2 separate regions of the Mus musculus genome follow, and region 1 is linked to region 2. A link is a loop called in an ENCODE intact Hi-C map of the cell type or tissue named here. Cell type or tissue: gastrocnemius. All regions are shown on one strand. Links, peaks and the distances in the headings refer to the core of each region. The heading gives the core; the rest is flanking DNA. Region 1 overlaps Rab3gap1 (RAB3 GTPase activating protein subunit 1). Region 2 overlaps Map3k19 (mitogen-activated protein kinase kinase kinase 19).

Evidence for each region. A loop is a pair of places that touch in the nucleus more often than their neighbours do. Peaks named below come from ENCODE experiments on the same cell type or tissue, not always from the same donor. Only the 100,000 strongest peaks of a DNase experiment are listed, where the experiment ranks them.
Region 1: a loop joins it to region 2, with 4 times the contacts of the local background. A loop is called at or near these places in 15 of 42 quality-filtered maps.

Annotation. Positions count from the first base shown.
Region 1 is chr1:127,902,118-127,911,689 of GRCm38, reverse strand. Rab3gap1 (RAB3 GTPase activating protein subunit 1) reads right to left here. Exons shown (of 24, transcript NM_178690.4): 7 at 7,853-8,018; 8 at 1,740-1,839. Among named protein-coding and RNA genes, the nearest start is that of Rab3gap1, 38 kb to the right of the region's middle. In gastrocnemius, for the core only: no CTCF peak of the experiment used is centred there; no DNase peak of the experiment used is centred there.
Region 2 is chr1:127,829,754-127,839,325 of GRCm38, reverse strand. It overlaps Map3k19 (mitogen-activated protein kinase kinase kinase 19), which reads left to right. Exons shown (of 14, transcript NM_011737.2): 6 at 775-887; 7 at 4,701-4,791; 8 at 6,530-6,602; 9 at 8,796-9,055. Among named protein-coding and RNA genes, the nearest start is that of Map3k19, 20 kb to the left of the region's middle. In gastrocnemius, for the core only: no CTCF peak of the experiment used is centred there; a DNase peak (open chromatin) is centred at 5,388.

The sequences.
Region 1 (9,572 bases), core at 1,491-6,490, 73 kb before region 2:
TATAAATAAATAAAATTCAAGATAAATTATCTTATCCAACTATACTAAGAATCTAAGTCAGCATACCACAAAAATACTTGCGACATTCACAACAGCTCAGATATGGAACCATCCTTGATATCCACTAACAGATGAATAGGTAAAGAAAATATGATTCATATATACACAGTGAAGTTTGTGTCATAAAAAAAAATTATGTCATTCCCAGGAAAGTGGGTCATCATGTTAAACAAAATCAGACTGACCTGGAAAAACATATATTGTATGTTTTCTCTATATTTAAAGGGTGTACACGCCTATGTGTGTATGCTTATATGTGTGTGTGTGTGTGTGTGTGCGCGCGCGCGCGTACACACAAGTGCATAGTATGTATATATGCAGAATGTATGTATATTTGCAGGAATGAAAAGTCTAAAGAGAGAGAGCAAATGAGACAGTAATGGAGAAATGAGTCCAATATTGTTTTCTCTCATATGCAACATATATATGCATATATTTGATGACTTAAATGAACATTTCTTTATGAAACATCACTTTGTACAATGCATATATGATAATAAGAATTTTTAAAAACATTTTGGTCAAGTATGGTGGCACATTCCTTTCATCACACCACTCTGGAGGCAAAGACAGGAGAATCTCTGAGTTCAAGGCCAGTCTGGTATATATAATGAGCTCCAGGACAACCAGGACTACAAAACCAAACCAAAACAAAAATATTTTAAAGGAAGTACAGACATTATTTCAGAAACAAAAAGGGTTAAAAGTAGAGTACTGTGAGGCTGGCAAGAGAATTTAGCAAGTAAAGGTGTCTGCCACCAAGCTTGACAACCCAAGTTCCATCCCCAGACCCACATGATAGAAAAGAACTAACTCTCACAAGCTGTCCTGTGACTTCCTTTGATGTCACACACCATGGCACATACATTAAATAAATGGTATTAAAAGAAGCACTATAAACAACTATATCCAACAAAGCAAGCAGGAAGAAAAAAAACCAACGAAAACCTCAATTAGGTTCTATGTCCCCAAGCTGAGTTTGTCTAGAACTTAGGTGACGCATTGTTCATATCTGAGTCCTTGGCATAGCCTGGGATAATAATTAATATTAGATATTCTACAATCTTCTTCCATAAAACAATATACAAATTTATTTCTTCTTTTCCCCATACTCTAAGCCTTCCTAATGCTACGACCATACAGTCCCTCTTGTTATAGTGAACCCCAACCATGAGATTATTTTCATTGCTAAATTCATAACTAATTTTGCTACTGATATGAATCATAATATAAATATCTGTGTTTTAGGATCGTCATAGGTGAACCCTGTGAAAGGCCTGTTCATCTCTCAAAGGGGGTACAACCCACAGGTTCAAAACTGCTGCTCTTAAGGTTTCGACATTACTGTTTTCAGCTTATGAGGATGGCTTCTGTGACATTCTAAACATGGGTATTTTTATCATTCACTGTATGGTAATGCACACAATGTTCTATCACAGGGGTTGCTTTATAAATCATGTCAGCTTTCACAGACTGTCAAATATGAAATAGCACTGTCTCAAAAAGATGTGAGAGCTTTCTTCAGGAAAATAAAATTATACAGATAACAAAATCAGCAATTACATTTAAAAGAATACAGGAATTCCTAGTATGAAACACCATTAGATAATCTTAATTTCTTAATATATTTTCTTTTCAATCTATTTTAATAGGTTAAACACAGTTCCAAATGTTCTCACCTGGAGGCTGCTGAGGCCAAAAGTATTGCTGCCAATCCTGAAGCACGTATGTGAGCCGAATCGCAATGCTAACTGGAGGCAATGGAGTTAAAGGACAGCCCTAGAAACACATGCAAAGACAATACCATGTAAATGTTTTAGCCTGTGTTTAAAAACTTCAGCAACAACATTTCAAAGCTGAGAAACTAGAATTTTAAGTTTACAGTTTCAAACACTAGTGTATAGAGTCAAACATGAAAAAAAAAATAAGACTGACCCAGTTGTGTATAGCTTAAATAACCAAGACGGAAGATACTAGCTGAGCATGGTGCAGGCCGTTCATCCTAGCACTCGAGAGACAGAGGCAGACAGAGCTTTGTGAGTTTGAGATCTGAATTGTCTACACAGCAACTTCCAAGCCAGCCAAGGCTACATAGTGATACATGCCTTAAAATAAATAAAATTTTGGAAAGGAAAAAAAACTGCAATCCCAACTGACACATCTATAATGTAACCTCTACAAAGTAAGGCTCGGCGATCACCAAGGGGGGATGGAAAGATTTTAAGAGCCAGATCTTAACTTTTAATGTCTGTGTGCATGTAAGTAAGTGGTTGTAGGAATAGGTACAGCCTATGAAACTGGATAGGGAACCCTGAGTGGGGATCAAGAGGGACTGAGAAAGGGAGTGGGCGACACGTCACATGACATTCAAGTGGAACAGGGGTCACTGCAGGGAGGTGGGGGAGAGGAGAGCACAAGGAAGGGGAAAGGTCAGGGGAGAAGTGTCACAGAGACAAAAGCATCACAATGAAGTGCAACGGTTTTAAGCTAATAAACTCTGTATGGAAAGAAAACTAAGGAGGAAGAGACTACAGAACTTAAAAACTGGAAAAGCAAACTCCAGGAAATGCCACTATTATTTGATTGGGTCTTTGTAGAGCAAGAGATCTCTTTAACCTCTGCGTATTTTTTCCACAAATATTTTCATCTAATGGAAAAGTTATGTACGTTAAAAAAAAAAAAAGAAGCTGCTGCTGTGTTCTCACAGTCCCAGGCCATTCCAGGCCAGCCTGGGTAATACAGTGAGACTGAATGTCAAAATCCAAAGAAATAAGCATAAAGGTCTAAAAACAAGGCCAGGGAACAAATTACTTTAAAATAAAGAGCTTAAACTCTTTTTTTTTTTTTTTTTTTTTTTTTTTTTTGGTTTTTCGAGACAGGGTTTCTCTGTATAGCTCTGGCTGGCTGTCCTGGAACTCACTTTGTAGACCAGGCTGGCCTCGAACTCAGAAATCCACCTGCCTCTGCCTCCCAAGTGCTGGGATCAAAGGCCTGCGCCACCATGCCCGGCTGAGCTTAAACTCTTACCAGAAAAGAAAATATATATCCCATTAAGCAAAGTGATCTTCAACTTTGTTATAAAGCATAGTTGTATATTTATATGTGTGTGTGTGTGTGTGTGTGTGTGTGTGTGTGTGTGTGTGTGTGTTGCCTGCATGCCTGTCTGAGCCACGTGCATGTAGTACTTAAGGAGATCAAAAGAGGGCTCAGTTTGTCTGGAACTACAGTTACAGGTGGTTTTAAGCTTCTGTCACACACACACACACACACACACACGTGTGTGTGCTGGGAATCAAATCTGGGTCCTTTACAAGGCAGTGACCTTAACTGCTGAACCATCTCTCCAGCACCTATACTTTACTATCCATTTCAGTCACTGAATGTCACAGAGAGTTGTATACTTTTTAAAGTTTATCGATACATTTCGGGAAATGGTATCTTCAAGAAAAATTGAAATCAAAATTAGGTTTAATATTTAACCATAATCACTCATACAAAATAGATTATATTAGATAAATCGTTAACAATAGACTTAGAATTATCCATAAGTTCACTAACAATAATAAAAATTCTACGACCCTGACTTCTTGCCCACTAAGCAAAACAAGATTGAAACAGATTCAGGAGTCCCATGGGAACATCTTAAGCACAGGTTTGATTTTGTTCCCTTGAATACTATCCCCTGAGAAACAAAACTATAGAATCTTATAGCTCAGAAGCAGCCCCTACACATATCACTGGTAATTTAGGATAAACAAAAACTCATTTCAGAGACTAAGTACAAGGTGGGTATGATAAGAAACAAATCCAAACCTTAGCCTATTGTACCCTAGAAAAAGTATGATTCTGGTTGGGTTGTTTTTTTGTTCTTTGTTTTTTAAGGCCTAGTATTCAGTCATTCTGCCCTAGTCCTGGCAGTTCGGATAGATGTAGACTGAGATATCTGAAAAGAGTAAGGATCAAACATGGCACAGACACGTTTGTAGGTCCTAGGAAAGGCATTCTGAGAAGACTTGAGGGGCTACACGGGGCTCAGAGCACATGACTGTTACAATCTGACAGTGTGAATGAAGACATATTGGGGGATTACAGATGACATTAAATGAAGGACCAAGGCCACTAACATGATGGCTCAGTGGTTAAAGGCACTTGCCACCAATCCTGATGATCTGACCCCAATCCTTGGGTCCCACATAGAGAAGAGATCCAACTCCCTCAAGTTGTCCCTCTGAGATCCACACATGCACCATAATATGTATGTGAATGTGTGTGCATTTGCATGCACACATACAAAATAAATGCAATAAAAAATAAATGTTTAAATAAAGTAAATGTAAGGTACCAAAGTCTTGAGCACAACAAGGGTGCGTCACACTTTTCCAAAGAATGTAGCCATATGCCTGAAAAATAACTCCCCCTCACAGCCTGAGCAGAGAAACTCAAATTCCAAGATCACATAGACAACACTTCCAATATGAGCAGGTCAAGAAGCTCCAACTGCTACTTTAAGACCTGGTTCTACAATGCTCTATAGACAGCAACCGTGAGTTTATAAAACTAACACACACAACGGCTAGAAAAGTTAAAATTTCAAAGTAAAACTAATTTCAAAAATTTTGTTGCTGGTGAGATGGCTCAGTGGGTAAGAGCACCCGACTGCTCTTCCGAAGGTCCGAAGTTCAAATCCCAGCAACCACATGGTGGCTCACAACCATCCGTAACGAGATCTGACGCCCTCTTCTGGAGTGTCTGAAGACAGCTACAGTGTACTTACATATAATAAATAAATAAATAAATAAATAAATCTTTAAAAAATTTTTTTTTGCTTTATTTTCTGTGTTTGAGTGCTTTCCTGCATGAATGAATGTTTACATGACACTTGAGTGCCTGGTGCCTGTGAAGGCCAGAAAGAAGGTATCAGATCCCCTGGAACTGGTGTAACAGGTAGATGTGAGCCACAATGTAGGTGCTGGGAATGGAACCCAGGTCCTCTGAGAGCAGTCAATGCTCTTAACCATGGAGCCACCTCTCTGGGCCCAAATAAAACTTTTATTAAAAAGAATAGGCAAAAAGTATAGTTCTAAAACAAATATACAAATTAGCTATTAAATTATAAAACCATGATTTATAAGGAACATGAAATAACTAAACATATTAAAGTTGAAAAGGAAAAGCACTGAGAAGGTTCAAATATTTAGTAGTATGGTGGAAGAGATTTAAAGCTGTACTTTATGTGACAGCAAATGGCAAAACTGGGCCCATCAACAGGAACTCTTTCCTAAAAGTTAGTGCTCTATGAAATGAAATCAGCTACTCTATCTCAGGTGACAGTTAAAGGGTAATTTTATAAAGATGTGGACAGCTTTAACTATGAAGAAAACGTTACAGTGCTCAACTACCTTAACTTCAATTTTCTCAGATCAATTTTGAGAGAAGCCAACCATCAAGAGTTCTTTAAAACTGTGAAAGGCTGAGAGGTGACATGGTAAACTAACAATGCTTTTCATTTAAAACCTCAGCTATTGACAGCCAAAATCTAAGTTAGGCTTCACACATCAAGACAGTCTCTTTAAAATAGAAGTTTCCAAAGAGAAATGTTGAGCTACACAGAAGTAATACAAAAATATCTGAAAATGTTCATTACTATTTCTTAAAAGGAATAAGATTTTTGAAGGCTTTTTTACAATAAAGTTTTAGTTACAAAAAGAAAAGAGAAATTACTTCTGACCATTAAAAAAGAAACAAGAAGCCAGGTATGGTGAGGTATGCCTTTAATCCCAGCACTTGGGAGGCAGAGACAGGCAGATCTCTGTGAGTTCAAAGCCAGTCAGGTATACAAAGCAAGTCCAGGACAGCCAGGGCTACACAGAGAAATTCTGTCTTGGAAAAACCAAAAAAAGAAGGGATAAGATTATAAATATTGGCATCAGACCAGAAATTTCACAAAATGCTAATTAAATACTTCTGATGTTTAAAAAGAAAAAAAAAAAGGAAATGAAGAGAAATCAACACAAAGTTGGGCTTTTCAAAAAAAAAAAAAAATTCCCACCATATTATATACAGAATTAGATAGTTCAGATTTCAGAGCCCAGAAGACTTGGGTAACAAAGTTACTACATACATCAAATGTTTCCAAGACTGATTTTTAATTGAGACAACCACAAAAGATTATGTTAAGAAAAAATAAATGATAAAAAGAAGACCTGACTTTAAAATTCCTATCCTGTATTTCAGATGGATTTGAGTTTGGCTGGCCAGGCAGCCTGCCTCCTTCCAAGCTTCAATTCTTCCTTTTTATAGTACTGGGAATGTTCTTAGTTATTGTTTCATTGCTGTGGAGACACCATGACTAAGGCAATTTACAAAGGGAGGCAAGTAACTGGGGCTTGCTTACTGTTTCAGAGGGTTAATCTGTAACATCATGGCAGGGAAGCATGCTGGCAAACAGGCTGGCCAGCGGAGCCCTATCCCTCCCTGGCTGAGAGCTTTACATCCTGATCTGCAGGCAGTAGGCAGAGAATGGAAAAAGACACTTGGCCTGGCATGGGCTTTTAAAACCTCAAAGCCTACCTCCAGTGACATTCCTCTCAAATAGGACACCTCCTAATTCTTCTCAGACTGCACTAACTGGGGATCAAGATTTAAACACAAGAGCCCATGGGGGCTATTCTCATTCAAACCACCACAGCACTGGAGATAGAACAAAGACTCTCATGCATGCTAGGCAGGCTTTCTACTACACTAAGCCAAACCTCTGGTTCCGTGCTTTTCTAATCAAGTTCTAATCCTAACAAACAATACCTATTTAAAACAGAGAAATTCCTTTTTAAAATAATAAAACCTTGCAAAGTTGGAAAATGAATATAATCAACACTCACATGACTTGTACCAAGTTCTGTGGCACAGAACCCTCCCCTCCACGTGTATTTTTTTCCTGAACCCTTTAAAATGTGTAATCACCAAGGCAGTTAGTTCACTTCTCAGTACCTCAGCAACTACTTAAGAAGGATGTTTTCCTATGCAGCTTCAATGTTTAACACAAGAAATCTAACATCAACACTAATTTTTAAATACTCAGTACATATTAAAACTATCCCAACAATCCTAAACCAGGTCTTCCCTGTCTGCTCTGCCTTGATCGAGTAAAAACCATTCACTGTACGCGGCAGTCATCTCATTCACCTTCTTTAATCTAAACAGCTGCAGCGTTTATTTCATGAGTCTAGACCAATTACTCTGTTAAAAAAGTTCAACTTTGGAAATAAGCGGTTGCTTTTACACATTTTACACATTTCTATTTATGTTAAACATCCAGACAGAAACACTGCTCAGATGCGTCCTCCTGAGTGGGTCACACTAAAGAAAAATGCAATATCAGTTGGTTTTTTCTTTTCAATTCATTTTCCTTTTCTTTTTATATTTTAGGTTTATGGGGGGGTTGCTGCATGTGTACCTGTGCACCACATGTGTGTCTGGTGCCCTCAGAGGTCAGAAGAGGACACTGGAGTGAGTCCCTGGAACTGGGGTTACAAAAGACTGAGAGCCACCCTGTGGGTGCTGGAATGGAAGCCAAAGCCTCTGGAAGAACTGCTGAGTCATCTCTCCAACTCAATTAATTTTTTAACTAATATATAAAATCATAAATTTAACTTACATAATTTATTTCAGTTTGCTAATCAAGTTTGATTACAATTTATTACATAATTGATGATAGAAAATTTCTATATACTCAAATTACCAAACTGCTTTTATTTTATTCCAAATAAGACTGACACCACCAACGTCAACTCACAATTTTGGATTTGAAGATGTCCAGCAGGCCTGACAAATGAGTGTACTGACTTGGCACTTTTCGAAGATGAACCATTTCAAAGTCAGTACGAACACCAGGACCTTGACATTCTCCCATGTACATTCGTCGCCATTTGTGATGTATTTGGACAAACAGTGGTACCTGGCTAAAGAATATGGGTAAAAAGGAGCAGAAATTAGGCTCACTCATTAAACAGTAAATATCCTAAACCTCAAAACTGTCCTGTTTATTTAATGTCAGATATTTTCAATCTCTATAGGAAGAATACAGATTCCCATTCATTACAAAGATACACTTAGCTTCTCCTCTCCTTACCCTAACAAACTGATGAAGCCTATTGGCACTTTAGCAAAAGAAAAAAACTTTAAAACCAACTCTGTGAAGTATTTCTTTATCATTTAAAGGTAGAGTTAATTTTCACCATTCACAGGTTTCTGTTTCTGTAAATTAAAACTGCATCTGTAACCCCCAAAACAACACTAGCAGTACAGAGTATGTGCAGATCTGCAGTGCAGAAAGATGCTGAGTCTCTAAGTTAATGTTTCAGATGAACTCAAATTAGGTAATGATTCACCTTCCTGTCTCAACTCTCAGACTATAAAAAAGTAAGTGTCCTTTGATGATCTAGGTGGATCTGAAAGCAAGCAGTGTTCCTAAGAGCCAGAAGGCTGTCATATGTCTTACAGACAGAAGAAATGTGTAAAAAATGATTCATTCAAACATGAGTTACAAGCTTCCATGAGTTGGCTATGAGCTCAATCTCAGTGGATCAGCAATATATATTAACATACAGGAGCATAAAATGACACCCTTAAACAGAGACATACATGAAATAAAGTCATAAAGTATAGAGTTGATAAGAATGTGACCAAAAACGCATGAGAACCTATGCATTTCCCCTTAGGAACAATGATTGATATAATACAACAGCTACGGTGTTTCTAGAACACAAATATAGTAAATTATAAGAACAGGCTATAAAATACATTCCTAAGTTACAATACTCCTTTGTAAATACAGCTTTGCCAGTTTTTTATGGAGGAAATGACTCGAAAGATGGCTCCACCATTGAAGGCTAAGCTTATGCTACCAAAACATAACAAAATCTTAAAAAGTCCAAAATATTCCTTAGGGTACTCTAGTGCATCAATTTCTCCACTAGTAAATTTACAGTAAGAGTCTCCTGGTCTATCTGATATGCAAAGGAAATACAACTCAAAGTAGCTGAACGGATAAAGCTAACTTCATGCTCTTAAACGCTTACACCTAAGAACAGAAAGTTGCTGAGCATTTTAGCACATGCCTTTTAATCCAAGCACTCAAGGGAGAAAAGGCAGGCAGATCTACATGAGTTTGAATCTAGACTGGTCAGTGTTCCAAATCACCTAGGCCTGCAGAGTGAGACCCTGTCTCAAAACCAAAACAAAACAAAACAAAAAAGAGGAGAAGAGGGGCCACAAAAATACACAAAAACAATTCACTGAAAAGTTAATCCCGGGGCTGGAGAGATGGCTCAGCGGTTAAGAGCACTGACTGCTCTTCCAGAGGTCTTGAGTTCAATTCCCAGCAACCACATAGTAGCTCACAACCATCTGTAATGGGCATGTGATGCTGTCTGAAGACAGTAACAATATGCCCACATACATGAAGGAAATAAATCTTAAAAAATTTTTAAAAAAGGTTAATCGCAAAATAATGT
Region 2 (9,572 bases), core at 2,597-7,596:
CAGAGCAATCAATCAACCAACCAATCAATCAATCAATCAGTGTTCTTAACCACTGAGCTACTTCTCCAGACACCCCCACCACACACACACACACACTTCCTTTTTTAATTTCAGGTTTTGGGAATTGATCTCCGCTCCTTATGTTTGCAGGAAAGCACTTGGTCAACTGAGCCATCTGGAGGTCAAGCTATTTAAGGGACTGAGTGGTCTTCACAAATCCCCCCATCACTTTTCACTCTGATTCCTCTCTCTTGCTATAGTATTATGGGGAAATCATCTTCAACCCATGAGAGTCTTCCAGGGCAATTCAAGAGAGCAAAAAAGACAGTTACCAGGCAACACAACCTTTAGTTTTCTAGGCAAATCTGTTTGGAAGAGAATAGAGAGGCTTCCTCCCACCCATGCACCAACAGAAATCCATTCAAGGGTTCATCTTTAGTGAAAGGAGAAAGGTAAACATCTTTCCTCTTTCCCCTGTTGATGACTCAGAGGGTTGAAAAGCTCTTTTCTATGTTCCAGCACCTCAGAGGGTGTGCCTGTGAGAATGACGTCATTAAGGATGAGTTGCTATAATTATGTTGAACCAAAATCTAACTCTTGGTAACTTTTTTTTTTCTTGAATTCATGTGTGTGAAGTATGTATGCAGTGTGTGTGTGTCTGTGTGTGTGTGTATGTGTGTGGTGCATGTACATGCATATCAGAAGTTAACATTAGGTATCTTTTTCTATTAAATTCCACTGTATTTACTAAGGCAGGTTGATTCTTTTTGACAGAAAGACATGCCGAGTCACTGCTTGACATCTGTCATGAGGCAGGCTCTACTCCAATGGAGATGACAGTTTCCCAAACTGAAAACCTCACCTTGCAGAGCATCAGCAGCAGTGAGGTAGGAGGAAATGGGGGGGTGGAGAGGGAAGAGGACATGGGAGGAGGGGAAGGGGGGAGAGGTGGCTCAGCAGTGAAGAGTGTGCTCTGCATCTACAGAGGATACAGGATCAGTTCCCAGCATCGGCATGATAACTCACAACCACCCATAACTCCATACCCTTTTCTGATCGCCAAAGATACCAGGCATGCAGGCAGTACAGACATATTCATGCAAGCAAATCATTTGTGTAGATAAAATAAGATGATTAAATCTTTTTAAAAACAGTTTAAAAAAGCACAACGATAAAAATGAAATGTCTGGTCAACCTACTATTTTATTTGTACTGCCTCAATGTTTTGTAATAATCATATATGATTTCTATAAATATCAATATCGTGTACACATATTTTTGAGGCAGTCTTGTTATACTGTTAGAACTTACTATGTAGTGTAAGCTGGTCTTGAACTCCTACTTTAGCTTCCCAGGATCCCATAGTATGTAACACCCCATCCAGCTGACTAATGACAGTATTAGTATAATCATGTTTAAATTGTAAATTAGGGGCTGGAGAGATGGCTCAGTAGTTAAGAGCACTGACTGCTCTTCCAGAAGACTTGATTCCTGGCACTCGCATAGGAGCTCACAACCATCTGAAACTTCAGTATTAGGAGATCTGACATCCTCTTCTGGCCTCAGCTAGGACTGCATGCATGTGGTAGACGTACATGTAGGCAAAACATTCATTTACATAAATTTAAATACGCAAATTAGCTAGTTAGGTTGTACCGAGAGTGTGTGTGTGTGTGTGTGTGTGTGTGTGTGTGTGTGTGTTTGTGTGTGTTTGTGTGTGTTTGTGTGTGCACATGTGTGTCTTAATTTCTACTGTCACAATAAAATCCATATAGCGAGTGAGTGAGATAATAAAGAACAGAAATTTAAGTCAGGCGGCAATGTTGCATGCACTTAATCCCAGCACTTGGGAGACAGGGGCAGGCAGATCTCTGTGAGTTCAAGACCAGCCTGGTCTGTATCACAAGTTCCAGGACAGCCAGGGCTACACAGAGAAACCCTGTCTCAAACAAAACAAAACTACAAAAGCAAAACAAACCAGAAATTTATTTCTCAGTTCTAGGGACTAAGGAGTTAGAATAGGTTGCTGTTATATGGCTTTTCAGACATAAACCCATGTCTAGCCATCTGTCAGAGTACAGACAATAGACCAAAGGAAAGATTCCATTCACAGCCAGCTCAGTGGAGCAGTGAGTTCATTAGCTTATTTATAGGATCATGGATAAGGGGCTGTATACAGAACCATGGATGACTCAAAGGCCACTGGATCACCGAAATAAATGGGCGATGAATCCGGGAAAGCTGCATCCTTGAAACTTGTGATCTATAAGTACCTCAATTAAAGAGCCTCTCTCTCTCTCTCTCTCTCTCTCTCTCTCTCTCTCTCTCTTCTTTTCACTCAGCCCCCAAGTAATTCTTTTTTACTGCTTATATAGCCTCAGGGTAGGTCAGAGTCTCGGTAGCTTTATGAGCTTCCTGACTCTTAGGAGTTGCCTTCTCTCTGCCGAAAGAATGTTTCAATTCAGTGTATGCACGCTGGAAGCCTTTGGTTAGTTCCTCTTTCTGGCTCACTGGTGTCTTGACTAGGACCACTCAGGCCACTATCAGGGCTCCACTCTCATGAAGTAATTCCCTCCTAAAGGTCCTACTTCCTCCTGACATCACTCTGAAATTTAGGACTCAAACATAAAATCTCTTTGGGAAGACAGACATTCGATCTGCCCCTAACTTGTATGTGAATAACACAGAAGGCAGTTCCTGTTTTATCTGTATTGAATTCTATGTCATAGGATTCTATTTATTTTATACATTTTAAATTTTTTTCATTAATACTTTCTTTCCAGTGTGGGAGTCTTTTCATTTCTGAGTATTTTTACCTTCTAATGGTATTTAAAAATTTTTAATTACATTTATTTATGGGGACTAGAATTCAAATGCATATTACAGTACTCATGGACATCAGGAGACAACTTTTGGGGATCAGTTCTCTCTTCCTATGCAGCTCCCAGGATCAAACTTGGGTGACCATTTTTGGCAGCAAGTGTCATTCCCCATTGAGACATCATACTTGACATTCCAACAGAGTTTTAAAGAAATCTGTTCACAACCTAGTTTCCTATGCTTTCTATTCTCCCCACCCTTCTTTCTTTAAGGTTTTAGAATCTTTGGGCAGTTGTAGTGTTCCTAAAGTTCACAGTGCCAGGGTCGTAGGACTTTGTTATAGAACTGAGGCCTAGATGCGCCTTTCCATTTAAATACGGTGTTTATTTTTGAGACAGGTCTCATGCATCCCAGGCCAGCTTCAAACTGCTTGCATAACCAAAAATGACCTTGAACTCCGGCCTCTGCCTCGGTTTCCCAAGTGCTGAGATTACAAACATGTGCCTCCATGCCCAGTTATATATGGTGCTGGGCACAGTCAACTACATCCCCAGCCTAGATGTAGAAAATTAAAAGCACAAAATCAATAGTAACAACTTCCATTAAAGGAGAATATCACCAACAATAACTCTGAGGCAGATGTTTCAGAAAGTAGTGGTGCTTGCTCCTACCAAGCCTGGCTACCTAAGTTCAATCCCTGGGACCCACATACTGCAAGTAGAAAACTGAATCCCACAAGCTAGCTTCTGACCTCCACATGTGCCCTGTGCCACAAGCATGTGTCCTCATGTGTACATACACACACACACACACACACACACACACACACACACACACACACACATATGCACGCGCTCAATAATAATCTTTTTTAAGTCAGGTGGTGGCGGCATACACCTTTAATCCCAGCACTCAGGAGGCAGAGGCAGCCTGGTCTACAGAGCAAGTTCCAGGACAGAAACCTTGTCTTAAAAAATAAATAAAAATAAAATAAATGAAAATAAGTTTTAAAAATTAAAGACAATGACTTCTATCATACAAAGAAAACATTTCCCTTTAAAGAGTTCTGAGTACTTCTTTATAAATCAAGTTGGCTTTCAAACATAAGGCTTATTTTCTAGAAGGCCAAAGGGAGTTTGGGAAGTTGTGCCCCATGATCAGATCAGAGAACAGTCCTAGAGAAAACTGTAATCAGCTTTGCTGCCTGCTTCCCTCTGGGGTTCTATCTGCAGTTTCCCTGGGAGCAGGGCTTTCTTGATCTTCTGTGATGCCCCAGGGATCAGCTGTAGGCTGACGTTGTAGCTCCTCGCAGTTTGCTTCCCTGTGACTGTGTCTGAAGGATTCTTTCCACTTATCCGTGCAGAGGGCATTTGTAGCAGCTTAAAGTAGAAAATACTGAGGGTGGGATTTCAGCTTTGATCTTCCATTGTCATTACGCAATTAACCGCTTCTGCTCCGGGGGAATGGAACCTTCCTCGATGTTTAAAGTCCTAAATATTTTATCCAATTTAGAAGGAATTCACAGTGTCAAAGTTTACCCTTGGAAGGTCAGCATTCACCCTGCCAACAAACTAGTATGTTGAGTCACCACCTTAACGTTTAGATTTTAAAAAGTGTGTATGTGTTCACACATGTGTGTATACATGTGCAAGCCAACCTTGGCTGCTGTTGCTCTAAAGCCAACCTATCACGGCTGGCTGACCCCAGGTAACCACACGTGCGTCTGCTTCCCAGGGCTGGTGTTACAAATGTGTGCCCCAACACCAAGCTTTTAAATGCGGATTGCGCTTACTGAACTCAGTTGCTCATGCCTGTGTGGCAAGTGTTTGACTGAGCATCTCCCCAGAACCTCTCTGAGCTCTCAGTCTGTGATCTTACAGGACTTTGACCTTGAAGATGACTTCAGCCCGTTCATATTGGCTAGGGAAGGAGCAGCTCCCAGGGGTGAAAACTGGCCACGAAGGACAGAAGGTATATCAACTTGTCCCTAAAGATAGCACTGTTGCTTTGGGGTTCTCTGGCAATTTCAGAAGTATGTGGTGAAATTTTGAAAACAACTTGCAAAGGGAAAGAACAGAAGCTGGAGAGACAGCCACTGGTAAAGTGCTTGCTTTACAAAGATAAGGCCCTGAGTTTGTTCTCCAGAGCCCACATAAAAAATGCCTGATGCCCCGGCCTACCTAGTGAGTGTCAGGCCAGGGAGAGACCCTGTTCCCCAAAGACAAAAACAAAACTTACAAACAAGAAATCAAGATGGACAGTGCCTGAGGGATGACACTGGCATCATGTGTATGTTCGTATACATAAACACACACATTCAGAAGGAGAGGGAGAGGAGGGCAGGGGGAAGGGATCAAGGAGGAGAGGGGAGAGGGAGGGAAGGAGGGCGGGAGAGAGGGAGGGAAAGAGAAAGAGGAGAGAGGAGAGAGGAGAGAGGAGAGAGGAGAGAGGAGAGAGGAGAGAGGAGAGAGGAAAGAGGAGAGAGAGAGAGAATATGACTAAAAAACCCTCCATCTTTCTGTTATATCCTTTATCTGGATCAGGCTTGGCCTGCTGCCCCTCCCTGGACGGCCACCTGCTCCTGCTCTCTGTGGTTACATAGTTACTGTTCCAGCCCAGCCCCAGTCTCATGCTTTCCATTTCCCATCATTCCTTTCCTCTACCTCTGTGCCCCGTTGCACTGTGCCAAGCAGCCTCCAGCCTTCCTTAGTCTTAGTCACTGCCTTTCTCCAGGCTGAGTACAGAGCATAACTTGGTAACAGTTAAAATAATGATCATCATTGATCCTGGAAAAACTGATGAAAACAAACGACCCCTGCCCCCCTCTGGAAGAGTCCTGTGCTCAAACTGCCTCTGACTTTCATAAACTTTAAAGCCAGGTCCTCAGAAAGCCCAACAGTGTCTCAAGTTGCCTGGGGGGGGGGGAGGGCGGGGCGGGGGGCTCTTAAGGTTTTAAACCTTAATAATTCAAAGAAACAATGATCTTTTTGACAGAATTTCTCTTTGTAGCTGATGGATTTCAGTTAATATAGGTTCTCTGGGAGGCAGGTGCTGTCTGTTATATTCAAGGGGAACTTTTTATCTCCAAACAGGACACTGATCAGTCAAAGACTCTCCTCTCCATCTGGAAGATTACATTTTAGTTATTTTTTTCTACATGTATATATGTGCGTGGATATACACATACCTCAGCCTATATACACAAGTCAAAGGATAATGTGCCAGTCGGTCCTTTCCTTCCACCATGTGGGTCCTGAACACTAAACTCAGCTAATGGGGCGTGTGTCAGACTCCTCACTAAGCAAACCTACCCTGTATCTGGAAATTAACATAAAACCAACCTTTCGATATTATGACTTCAAACTGTCATCCCAAAGCTCACACTCAAGAACAGTGCACTCAAGTCTCTCTCTCTCTCTCTCTCTCTCTCTCTCTCTCTCACACACACACACACACACACACACTTTCAGGATATTTTAGCCAAGTATATAATTTTGTGGTGGGCCACACTCACCACCATCCTTAGCTGGAGGTGGCACATACTTGGCACAACATGGACGTGCTGGAGAAATTGGCCAAGCCCCACCCCCTAACTAACATTTATTCTATGACCCTTAGGAGTAGACTTATCTAAATAGATTAAAGCATTTCATCCATTAGGAGTTCACTCCTTTCTTTCTTCATCTACTCTTGTCATGACTTTCTACAGGTGTGGAGATTATTGTGACGTTTCCACCGGATCCTCTCCAAGAAGCAAGCCAAGAAGACTTGAAAGAAAGCAAGTAAGGAATATCCTCCAAGGTACTGGGCTGTAATTTAAGTAGAAAAGATGGCAGTTGTGTGGCAATGAATGCGATGAAGAGGGGCTGGACAATAAATAGACATTTCAGGTGTGTGGGCCATATGACGTCTGTTGCAGTGATGGAGCTCAGCCGGAAAGAACACTTGCTGGCAAGCATGAGGATCAGAGCTCAAATCTCCAGTATCTATGTAAAATGCTTGGAATAGATATGTGTATGCCTATAACCCCAGCACTGTGGGGAGGTAGAGACAGGAGGATTACTGGGACTTGCTGGCTGTCAGCCTAGCTTCAGGTTTAGTGAAACACCTTGTCTCAAAGAAATCTTCTAACCAGTGTGGGACACCCAATGCCCTCCACTGGCTTCCATTTCAATGCACATAGGCAAATGTACCTGCACACAGAGGAGTAGCCCCCCAACACACATGTGCGAGCACACATAGACACAGAGAGAGAGAGAGACAGAGACAGAGACTGAAGGTCTGATTTGGCTTCAGGGCTATAGCATACCTACATTGTTCTGGAAAAATGCTATTCTGTAGCCCATGACCAGTACAAGACAATGTTAGTACAGACCATGAGGGTGAGCATTAGTAATTTGATAGTACAATCTCACATCCACTGATCAGTTGATGCAAAAACAGTTTTTGACTCTTGGCATTCTACTCTAGTTTTCATTACATTTGTCAAAAAGTATCACTCCGCAATGACTTGGAAGGTTGTAAGATGGCTTCTTCTGGCACTAGAATTCAAAAGTCAGAGACAGGAAGATGACTACAAGCTTAAGGTCAGCCTGGTTTACATATCTTGTTCTAGGGCAGGCGGCACTCTTGGGAAATCTCTTTCCCCAATGAGATGTAAAAAGTGTCTACCCCTCCTTATAAGGTCCCAAAGACAAACTAAAGCATGGCTCTACCAGAGGTCACTTAGAGAGCATCGGGGAGGGGCTTATGGGAGCATGGAAACCCCAAAGCAGCCACATTGGAAAGTCTTCAACCAGTACCGATGTTGGCTTCCCCAGAGTCAGGTATGGAGTCTTTGTCAATTAACCTTCCTTATCGTTTATACCCTAATACCTCCTGAGGTCCCATGCAATTAGGACAGAATTGTGTACAGTTGGTTGGCAGGACTAGCTAGAATCTCAGGTGAGGTTCCACGACCCTCCTAGTAAACTGGCTAGTGATAGATCTCCTACCAGCAGGAATAGTCAGCCTGATGGAAATGGTGGCTGTTTTGTTTGGAAGATTAACTATACAAAAGCAAGGCTCTGTCTTTCTCAAAGAACTAAACGATGGAGTTGGGGGTGCAGCCCAGCAGGCAGAGGGCTTTCTTAGCATACATGAAGCCCTGAGTTTGATCCTCAGTGCTTCATAAACCGGATATGGTGGTGCATGCCTGTAATCCTAACACTTGGGTGGTAGAGGCAGGAGGCTTCCAAGTTCAATGCCATCCTTGGCTACATAGCTAGTTTGGGACTAGCTTGTATTATATAAGACTCTGTTTCAAAAAATAAATAATAAAAATAAGGTAATAAAAGTAGCTAATGAAAATAGAAACCAGTTTCCCATTGCAGACAATTTGAGAGTACTGGCCTGGCTAATTAATTCGTTTTGTCTGACTCTCCTGTTCCCACGAACGGGGACTAAGAAAGGATCACTGACTAGGACTGAATCCAGAAGGCAGAGCTGGCAGGAGCAGGCCAGGACAAGCAGGGGGACTTCTCCTGGTAGGAGTCCACAGCCCCACTCAACCAGACCACGTGGGAACCAATTTTCCTAACTTCCCAACACGTTCTCTGGTCTGAGACCTGCAGATCTGGAGGATACTGGGAATGTACCATCAGTTTTCTGTAACTGGCAAAACACTTAAGAGAGTGTACAGAGAGGAATTTGGTTTGGTTTCAGAGGTTCGTTCCACAGTTGCTTTGGTTTTGTGGTGTAAGACAGCTGCACATCATGGTGGAGAGCAGGCTGGGGAGGAGGCTGCTTCCTTCAGGGTGGTCATGAAGAGAACACAGTGACAAGTGCCGGAACCCCCTCCAAGACATTCTCCCAGCCATTAGGTACCACCTCCTCCGACATCGTCATATGCAAGGGACCAAACTTTGATCACAGAGAGACCCCCTGAGATCTGAACTATACCAGCAAATGAGTTTTCCCCATCTCTCTCCTTTCAGTCAGGTGACTTCAGAGCATCAGGAACGGGAACAAGTGCATCCTGTCTCTCCACCAGATGACGCGGAGATGGTGGGCCTCACGGGGAGGATGCTAACCACACAGCCTTCACTTCTGAAGACAGACGGAAGTTCTGAGGAGCTCTGTGGTGTGGACGTGGCTCTCTCACCACCCAGACCTTGCTTAGACTCAAGCCTTGCTGCATCTGCAGCTGGGGAGGTGGCTCCTTGTGTTCTGAAAGAACAGCAAAGGCAATCTGATGGTGAGTCAAGCTCTTGCTTATGCGTGTACGTTTAGAGTATCCATACAGGTACATAATGTATGACAGCATATGCCCCCTCATCCTTCCATGCTCTCCCTCTCCTCACCCCTTCTTCCTGTTAGTTCCCTGTCCCTAAACAATCTTACTTCTCTGTTCAGGCCGTATTTACTCATATGATTTTATGTATCTCTATAAAAATATGGAAACCACAATTAAGAGGGAACATATTAAATTGAGCATTTAATTCTACAGTGGAGCTGGAGAGATAACTCAGTGAAGTGCTTGCAAGCACACGGATCTGAGTTAAATTCCCCAAGCCCATGTTTTTTTTTGTTGTTGTTGTTTGTTTTTTTGTTTTTTTAAAAAAAGTCAGATATGATGACATGCGCTTGTCACCGAAGCCCAGGGGAGGCTGAGTCAGAGGATCCCTGGGGCTCAATGGCCGGAAGCCTCGCCAACTTGACAGATTCCAGGCTAGGGAGAGGTCTTGTTTCAAACGAGGACAGTGGTGCCCAAA